2 separate regions of the Homo sapiens genome follow, and region 2 is linked to region 1. Evidence: chromatin contacts called from ENCODE Hi-C or POLR2A ChIA-PET data. All regions are on one chromosome and are shown on one strand. Each heading gives the region's core, a stretch centred on a gene start or an enhancer-like site at or near the end of the contact. The rest is flanking DNA. Distances are from core to core; before and after follow the strand shown.

The links. Hi-C counts contacts between places; a loop is a spot of excess contacts on that map. ChIA-PET counts read pairs that join two places held with the same protein, here RNA polymerase II (POLR2A). Pooled maps may share reads with other maps.
Region 2: a loop to region 1 is called in a pooled map, with 3 times the contacts of the local background. The contact joins the enhancer-like site here to the promoter of SSH2 in region 1. A Hi-C loop is called at or near these places in 5 of 50 pooled maps. POLR2A ChIA-PET finds 5 or more read pairs at or near these places in 4 of 52 experiments (Caco-2, activated CD4-positive, alpha-beta T cell and activated T-cell).

The regions. Positions count from the first base shown.
Region 1 is chr17:29,927,675-29,932,166 of GRCh38, forward strand. SSH2 (slingshot protein phosphatase 2) reads right to left here and starts at 2,554. Exons shown (of 16, transcript NM_001282129.2): 1 at 2,264-2,554. The coding sequence starts at 2,326. It also overlaps a transcript of EFCAB5 not described here. RefSeq lists silencers at 1,754-1,803, 2,314-2,593, 2,744-2,833, 3,567-3,736.
Region 2 is chr17:29,662,856-29,667,347 of GRCh38, forward strand. It overlaps SSH2 (slingshot protein phosphatase 2), which reads right to left. Exons shown (of 16, transcript NM_001282129.2): 10 at 4,275-4,368; 11 at 4,012-4,140. Among named protein-coding and RNA genes, the nearest start is that of SSH2-AS1, 26 kb to the left of the region's middle. RefSeq lists an enhancer at 376-670 and a silencer at 376-670. Within about 2 kb of position 2,461, at least 6 of the 41 ENCODE cell types and tissues checked have a DNase peak (open chromatin) inside an H3K27ac peak, as active enhancers do.

The sequences.
Region 1 (4,492 bases), core at 1,304-3,803:
ACCTCGAAACAACTCAGCTGAACACAATTCTGGATGAAGTCCAATAGGAAGACAATTTAAAGAGAAAGGAAGCTGGCTTATCAGTTATACTAATGATGCTGATTGTTACACCAGCCTTAGGATTCCTTTGCATTCAGGGCCAAGTATAAACAACTGAAATAACCAGGCTAGTAGATATAGAAATATTAGTGATTTTGCTCAACAACTGAGCTTATTACATGATCAATTTAATTACCTATGTCAAAAGTGACTATTAACATACCTCAAGATTCTAAAGTAACTCAAGTTTTGGCTAATGAAGTCATATCAAGTGTACACGGTCTTACTGTATACTAATCATTCACTTCAAGTAAATTAGTATGATGACAACTTGATATACATATATTATCATAGCATAAGCTATTTTCAACAGTGCCCAAGGAAAATAAATGTTACTATAGTACTGATTTCTAGTTTATTTGCATGACTCTACTAACTTTCAATCGATTTCTTCAAAATCAGGCCTAGTAACCACAAACCAAAGAGTTTACTAGTGGAGTGAATTAAGAAGGTTTGATGGTATGTTAATGACTTTCCAAAAACTAGCATAAAGTACTACACATAAGAATAAATTATATTAAAGATTTATTCCTATGATACTTGTCTTCAGATGACCCTAAAATGTTTTACCAGCTTTGAAGTACAAGTATTCTCAAATCACAAAATCTTAGATTAGAAATAGTCTTAGAAGTCCCCCACTGCAGGAATTCTTTATACCACCTCCCAGGCAAAATGTTCTCCAGCCTTTGCTTGAATATTTCCAGCAATGTGCACTCACTATTTTGCAAGGCAGTGCACTCCACTGTTACAAATTCTTCCTTACAATCACTGGAAATCTGCCTCCCTGAACCAAGAATCCCAGTTCTGCTCTCTGAAACAACACAAGATATATAACCTTTGAAATAAAATCACTTATTAAGATATAGTTGTCAATTTCATCACACAAAATGCAATTAAAGCTCAGAAAAGAAGAAACCACAACCATACACAACAAAACTTTGAAATTCAGGAAATTATACTGAAATGACAAGCCAGCAAATTTCAGGATATCAAAGCTCACACCTCAGTTAACATACAAATATTAAGGGTAACCTGATGATTTTTTTACAGTGGAAAGTGGTACAGTGTTTATTAAATACCTTTTTTTGCAACCTGATACTACCAAATCCACCAACACCGTTTTTAAAATTACAGTTCTGTAGGAAGTTCAAGGTGGTTTTCCCAGTTGCTCGCATTTTCACTCAGTTTATTTCTCTCTAAAACATCTGGATGTTGGTTTTTTAAAGCCCATTTGCCCCACTGGTGCAATATATTGTTTTTAAAAATAAATATTTTCAAAAATGGAGCCTAAGAGAATGGAGTGTAAACGAATGGGGGTGGGGCGAGGAGAGAAGGCAAAGACGGGCCCAGCGGGGAAAGGCTGGTTACTGGGTATTTTCCTTCTGAGAGCATGCTTTATTGGCATAGGCATCTGAGGTAACGAGCCATACAAACACGACCTTAGAACAAGAATGATCACGAGCAATGAGTGTAAGGCATAAATATCTGTAAGACGGAAATAATTTGACACTGATCACTAAGCAGCACCAGATGCTTCGGGACCTCATAAAGGAAAGGTAAGAGGTCCAGGAAACAGAGATCATTGCTACCCTCTGGGGTGGGGGGCAGGCGGGAGAAACCAAGGAATAACTACGGTTGGGCAGTTCAAAGCCTGAACAGTACAGAGCAAAAGAAAGCCAGCAAGTGACTAGGGGAAGGCACACACCCTGGCGAGTACGAAGAAGGGTGTGCAGTGTGCAAATACTGAACAGGTCTATGAAATGGTGTGGGTAAGAGATGTGGGTGTGGGTAAGGGGCAACGCAGGAGGCTCACGGTCCCCTCCCTGCAGCAGAGCAACAGAGGGTAAAAGAAGGGGGAGGGTGAAAAGCAAGAATGACTCATTACCAAAAGGAAGTGCTCAAGCCATAGGGAGGCATGCCACAGGGGATTTCAGGGCGAGGATTGTGAGGAGCTAGGTGCTCAGGGTGATGGGGGCAAAAATCAACGTCTTGTAGTTCCTGCTGCTAGTCTTTAACATGGGGGTGTGGGGGGGTTCGCGGCAGCCGAGTGCCAAGGCCTGGGAAGCGGCGCGGCGCGTGCGCAGTGGCGTTCGGCGGGACCCGCTGAGGCAAAGCGGAGCCGCAGTGACAGAAGCAAGCGGAGCGGCCGCCAGGAAGGACTCACCGAGGCGCAGGGGCTGGAGGTGGTGCTGGGGGTAGGTGACCGCTGGACCGTGACCAAAGCCATCTAGGCGCTGCTGGGTTGTTCCGGGCAGGGCATTCTTGTCCTGAGTGTGGGGGACGGGAGGGTGACGGAGCCGGGATGGGGAAAGGGGTGCGGGGTGGGGGTGAAGGGAACGGGGAGGAGGAGGAGGCCGCGGGAACGGCCGCAGACTCCGCACCCACCACCAGACTGTCGCCGACTGACGCTCCGAACGGGCGGCGGGCGGGCGGTTCCGCAGCTGCGGGGCACAATGAGCGCTCCCAGTGCGCAGGCGCCACCTGTCAGCTACCGCCTCTCCCCTCGGCGCGCGCCGCCGCCTGGTCGTAACCCTTGAGTTGCCGGAAGCTGGCCGAGTGCGTGCGCCTCGGGCCGCCGCACCCTCCTGGGTTTCCTCCTTCGTGCTGGAATCGCGCGGTTTGCCAGCACTGGGTGCTGTGGAGTGGGGTGGGGGAAGGGGCCGAAGGGAGCCAGCCCGGTGAGGGGTCCCAGGGCGGGGGGCCGCTGGAGTCTTCACTCCTGAGAGACAACCATTTTATGAGGTGGGGCGGCGCACAGCTTAACCAACCTTAAAAAAAAGCAGCTGAGATGAAAATCCTGAAGCAAACACGTTTTCTATTGGGAAAGGGCTCCGCGGAGTTTCAAACCCTCTCACTGGGCGCAGACAGAACTGGGCTAGACCAGTTTACTCCCTTCACCCCGGCTCTCGGGGGCTTTTTCTTAACTTTTCCCCCCCTTCCGTCTATGTTTTATGATGAGACTTCTGGAAAGAAAACCATTTTCCGTTTGATACCCTGGAAAGGTTTGTGGTACCCTCATGCTTCCTCTATTGCCTGTCTAAAGACTTATTCATTATTCCTGAGGAGAAGAGAAGCTGAGCGCGCCTGGGAGTCCGAGGAAGCCGGTTGTGAGGGTCCAGCCTGCTATTGACCTCTCACTTGCCTCCTGCTGTGAAGACAGTCTTTTAATTAAACAGGATTTGCTCGTTAAGCTTTCTTCTCCTTCGTCTCTAAATGTCATTCTTTCATAGACCTATGTAAAAATGTAGATTAAAAGATATTTTAAGGGAATGGTTTTCTCAGGGGTAAATTGTCTGCAGAACATAAGCAAAGAATGTAATGGAAAATCAAGATTAAAAAGGAAAAAAATTGCACAATGCAAATATCACTGATTATTTACACAAAGAAAGAGAGTTGACAAGGCTATTTCTCAGCTTGAGTGGATGAGCTGGTAAATACCACCGTACATATCAAAGCTGTAGAAAACACACACACTTGGGAGTTTGCAGTTATTAAAACCCACCCCCTCCTGTTTGTCACTCAAACACTCTTGGATCTCATTGCTTCTTTTAAACTGACAGGGCTGTCATGAGCTCTTTCTGGCTGCTGTACGGTTAAACGCCACAAGAGTCCTCTGTGCTGAGCCTTTGTTCTCTCCCTGGGGCCCTGTGGTTGAAATAATTAGCAGGGAGGTTCCATCAAGAATCAGACACTGAGGGTCCCTGTACTGTACAGTCCTATGTAGAGTGTAGTGCAGAGAAGCCAGCTGGTAGGCTTTTGCCCCCTGGTGGTGATCAGGAGTGCCTGTGAGACAAAATTAAACAAAGATGTATGGTTCACAGATTAAACAATCTGACTGTGTTTTCCCCAGAGCTCCGTAGTAAACAGGAAAAGAGAAGGCAAGTTTCAGAAGTAAGAACTTTGAACCAATGCATGGGAGACCAAAGAGGAAACTAGATACATAGCCAAAAAATACACATAGCTAGAAGCTGAATGAACTCAAATAAATGAAATATATGTGCTTTATGAACCAAAGTATCATTCTAGAAAAAGTAATATTCAAATCTGTAGGTCTTAGTACTTGTATGTTGATTCTCTGACTCAGGGAGGGCAACAATGATGTTCTACTTTTTCATGGTAACATACTCTTCAGAAATTCTTTTGGAAGATGAAAGGCTTAAGTCCATTAACCTTGCAGTGAGAAAGAGCACTACCATAGGAATCAGAAGACCTGGTTTCTAGTTCCAGCTCTAAAACCTTATGCAAATGGCTTGAACTTTTTGAGCTTTAATTCCTTTATCTCTACAATGGAACCCTAACTGACAAGATTCTTGAGATAATGTATGGTAAAGTTCAGAATAAACTGTAAATAAAGCCCTCTATGCAATTAAGATAACTTTTTTTTTTTTTTTTT
Region 2 (4,492 bases), core at 1,211-3,710, 260 kb before region 1:
TAATCAGCAGTAAAAGTTCTATTTTTCAAATTCATGAGCAAAATTATTGGTTATGTGTCCAATATACTTGTTTGCCTGCTTTTCTGCAAAGGGTCTCTATCAACATCTAGCTTTTTCTCAGCCAAATCGGACAGCCTCCAGGAGAGCTGATGATACTGAAACTTAGTTGGGCAAAGGCTTCCAGCTCAGAGAAGTGATATGCTTGTAAGGGTGTAGAATCTCTTTTTCTAGAAACACCCTGGCTTCCCACCAATCAATTCTCTCTTCTCAATGCAGCTTTTATTTAAGCTATAATCTACACTTTCCCACTCCATACCAGCTGGATACTTTCCCTAATAAACAGATCTCTGTGCAGTACACTGCAGAACTGAGCATTCTTCCAAAGGGAAGGAGAAATCCTGTTGCCTCTCTTTACTCAATCTGGTTGAGCTCCAGGCATGGCAGCTATGCAAGATGAGATGACTCTGCAGAAAATCAACACCACCACTTGCAGCTAGAATGCCTCTTTTTCCGTGTCAACTGCTAGGAAAGCCAGCAGGGCAAAGACTCAATGGAGAAGAGATAGGGAGTTGGACATAGGATATGGCAGTGTAAACAAAGGGAGGAAGCCACCAAGGAACAAGTATAATAAGATGTTTAGACAACCTGTTCATGCATTTACTTTGTTAAGTAGGATTTAAATTACAGAGATCCTCAATTTTGAAGTTTTTTTTCCCCCAAATAAATATTCACAATAGAAAGAAAATGTCCATTTTCTAGAATACAGAATTATACCTGAAGCTGAAGAGATTTTCCTTTGTTCAAAAATATGTACATATATACACAATGCTGATGTGCAAAACAAGTACACAGATGTGTATTTAAAAAGTAAAAACTTCTATGTGATACTCTAATAGTGAATACAGACAACAAATTTGTCCAAATCCATATAACGTACAACACCAAGAGTGAACCCTATTGTAAACTATGGACTTTAGTTTACAATGATGTGCCAATGTAGAATAATGTGCTGTAACAAATGTTACACTCATTTGTTACACTCCACTCTGGTGGAGGATGTTGACAATGGGGGAAACTATGCATGTGTTGGGATAAGTTGTATATGGGAAATCTCTATACCTTTTGCTCAATTTTGCTGTGAACCTAAAACTACTCTTTAAAAAAATAAAGACAATGTATCATATCTGTGTGTGTATACACAAAAATATATATGTACATCTATAAATAAAAGTAAAAAAGATTGGGGCTGGGCGCGATGGCTCATGCCTGTAATCCCGGCACTTTGGGAGGCTGAGGCGGGAGGATCAGGAGTTCAAGGCCAGTCTGGCCGACATAATGAAATCCCGTCTCTACTAAAAACACAAAAAATTAGCCAGGCGTGGTAGTGTGTGCCTTTAATCCCAGCTACTTGGGAGGCTGAGGCAGGTGAATCGTGTGAACCTGGGAGGTGGAGGTTGCAGTGAGCTGAGATCATGCCATTGCACTCCAGCCTGGGCGACAGAGCGAGACTCCGTCTCCAAAAAAAAAAAAAAAAGATTGGAAGGCAATATTATATAATAAAAGATGATGGTGATTATCAGTCTTGATGATTAAATAAATATGATAATCTGTTGTCTTCTAAAATTTTTAAAAATGAACATGGATTATCATTATTTTTAGACAGGCTCTCTCTTTGTTGCTCAGGGTGGAGTGCAGTGGCATGATCATGGCTCACCGCAGCCTCAAACTCCCAGGCTCAGGTGATTCTCCTGCTTTGGCCACCCCAAGTGCTGGGATTATAGGTGTGAGCCACCACACCTGGCCAGAATTATTTTTTTAATAAGAAAAAAACTCAAGACAGAAGATTATACCTGACAATAATGAAATCATGGTATTAATCTACTGGCACAAATGCTCAAATGCATTTGTAGTTGATTAGAGAAATGTAATTTTGGGGAAATTAGATTGTTTTTTCTGCTTACAATACTATTAAAATTTGCTTGCATGGCCTAAAATATACCATTTGAGGAGTAGTTCTTGAGTGGGTGGCACCAGAGACACAGGGAAGCATGCATGAAATAAAACAGGTTGATCAGTCAGAATCTGACTGTATTTCATATTTATCATGTCTATATTCTTTTACGTGTTAAAAGTCAAGCTCAATGGGAAACTTGACTTTCAAGTTTGCAGCTTCAGTCACATGAGCTCCTTTTGACTACAGATATTTGTCCTTCATAAAAATTAGTCTCAGGGAAACAGTTGGGAGGGCCCCATAGAACGAGTGACTCACAAGTTTTCTATAGATAACACAAAGATTCTTTCCAATAATACAAGAGCAGGATATATCTGAATCCTTGTGGAAGTATATGTAAGAGACAACAAAGCCAGGTGTCTTGCAAATGGAAAAGCCAATGACAGTTTTGCAGTATGATCTACAACCAGAAATGCCAACACATACTGGTCAGTTAAAGTAATGGAAAAGAAGTCCCCCTCCCAACTCACAGCTTTTCATGAGTAATTTCATAGCTAATATACCACTATGAATCACTCTAGACACATATATCCTAGAGTGTCAACAAGTTATTTCAGGGCACAAGCCTTCAAAGGCATAGTCTGAGTGCCTCATGAAATAAACTCTTGAATATTCAGAGTGAGGTGGATCCAGTTTAGTCAGTTCCTGAGCATTTATTCTCCTTCTCTTCTGTTTCCCAGCTTCTAATCATTTCACAGTTCATAAACGTCCTCAAGAAGAGAAAGGAAGTGAAATTCAAACCAACTGATTTACTTCCTTGTAAGCATTTTTGGTGAAAGTGTGTGGGAAGTGGACACAAAATGAGGTTTTGGCATTCTCCATTGATTTTAATTATTCTTGTTAACTTTGTTCCCACTAAATGTACAGATAAGAACTAAAACTCTAACACTTGAGAGAAAAATAGACTTTAGAAGCTTTCAAAATCTACCTGTCAGAGAGGTCTCCTTGGGCTAATTACAAAAGGTCACTAAATGTTCAGGAACCATGAAGAACAATTTTTAGTCACCAATTTTTTGGTAATCATAAAAGTAGGGACTCAAAGTGTAGCTACAAGGTTTCATATGTTTGAAAGTCCAGTAGTCTCTTGTCTCTCAGTTATATAGTAGCTCCCACCAGCTCTGCTCAGATATATCAGAACTTAGACACATTTGGCAGATTTGAGAGTGATCTTAAAGGATCATCCTATTTGGGGCCAGGCGCGATGGCTCATGCCGGTAATTTGGGGCCAGGTGCGATGGCTCATGCCTGTAATCCCAGCACTTTGGGAAGGACTAGGTGAGTGGATTGCTTGAGCTCAGGAGTTCGAGACCACCCTGGGAAACATGGTAAAACCCCATCTCCACAAAAAATACAAAAATTAGCTGGGGGCTGGTGGCACACGCTTGTGGTCCCAGCTACTCAGGAGGCTGAGAAGGGAGAATCACTTGAGCCTGCGAGGCTGAGGTTGCACTGAGCTGAGACTGTGCTACTACACTCCAGGCTGGGCAACAGAGCGAGACCCTGTTTCAAAAATAAAAATAAAATTAAAAATGAGGGCCAGGCATGGTGGCTCATGCTTATAATCCCAGCACTTTGAGAGGCCAAGGCGGGCAGATCACCTGAGGTCAGGAGTTCAAGACCAACGTGGCCAAGATGGCAAAACCCCGTCTCTACTAAAAATACAAAAATTAGCTGGGTGTGGTGGTATGCACCTGTAGTCCCAGCTACTCGGGAGGCTGAGGCAGGAGAATTGCTTGAACCCGCGAGGCAGAGATTGTAGTGAGACGAGATCGTGCCACCGCACTCCAGCCTGGGCGACAGAGCGAGACTGTCACACACACGCACACACACACTAAAAGTAATAAAATAATTAGGAAGTGATGAGGTTTGAGTACTTATCACTTTTGTCTTTAAAGTAAGTTACATTTTATTTATGTATAATAAAATTTAATAATTACCCCTGCCCATGAGTCCATATGGGCTAGCGTTAGCACACCACTTAAAGTGGCTTTAAAACTTACCAGGAACACATGCTCAAATATCTGTGTAGGGCTATCCATTTGACCAAGGATCACTATCATTTCATTGTCTATAAATTCCTTGAATTCCCGCAAGTTGCACACCATTTGCATTTCCAACTCTGTTCTTATCTGAAACAAAGATGATATATTGGACCCATCTCTTAAAGTCCCTCTGTACTTTCAACCATGCACTATTTCCAGCCCCACACCTACTGTTATCCCACTGCTAGCCTTGGAACAAACAAGGACTCAAGGTCTCTTACCTCTTTGGATGTAATATTCTCCAAATCCTTCTGCATCATGATCTCCCTTAATTTGGTTTTAATTAGCCTTTCTGTTCGTTCACGTTCAGTAGGTCTGAGAAGAGAGAAATAACGATTATTCTTAAACGATATTCTTAATAACGATTATTCTTAAATGGGAAAGAAAGAAGAATGATCCTGTCTTCTTCAATAAGGCAAATCCTTTTCCAAAATCGGTT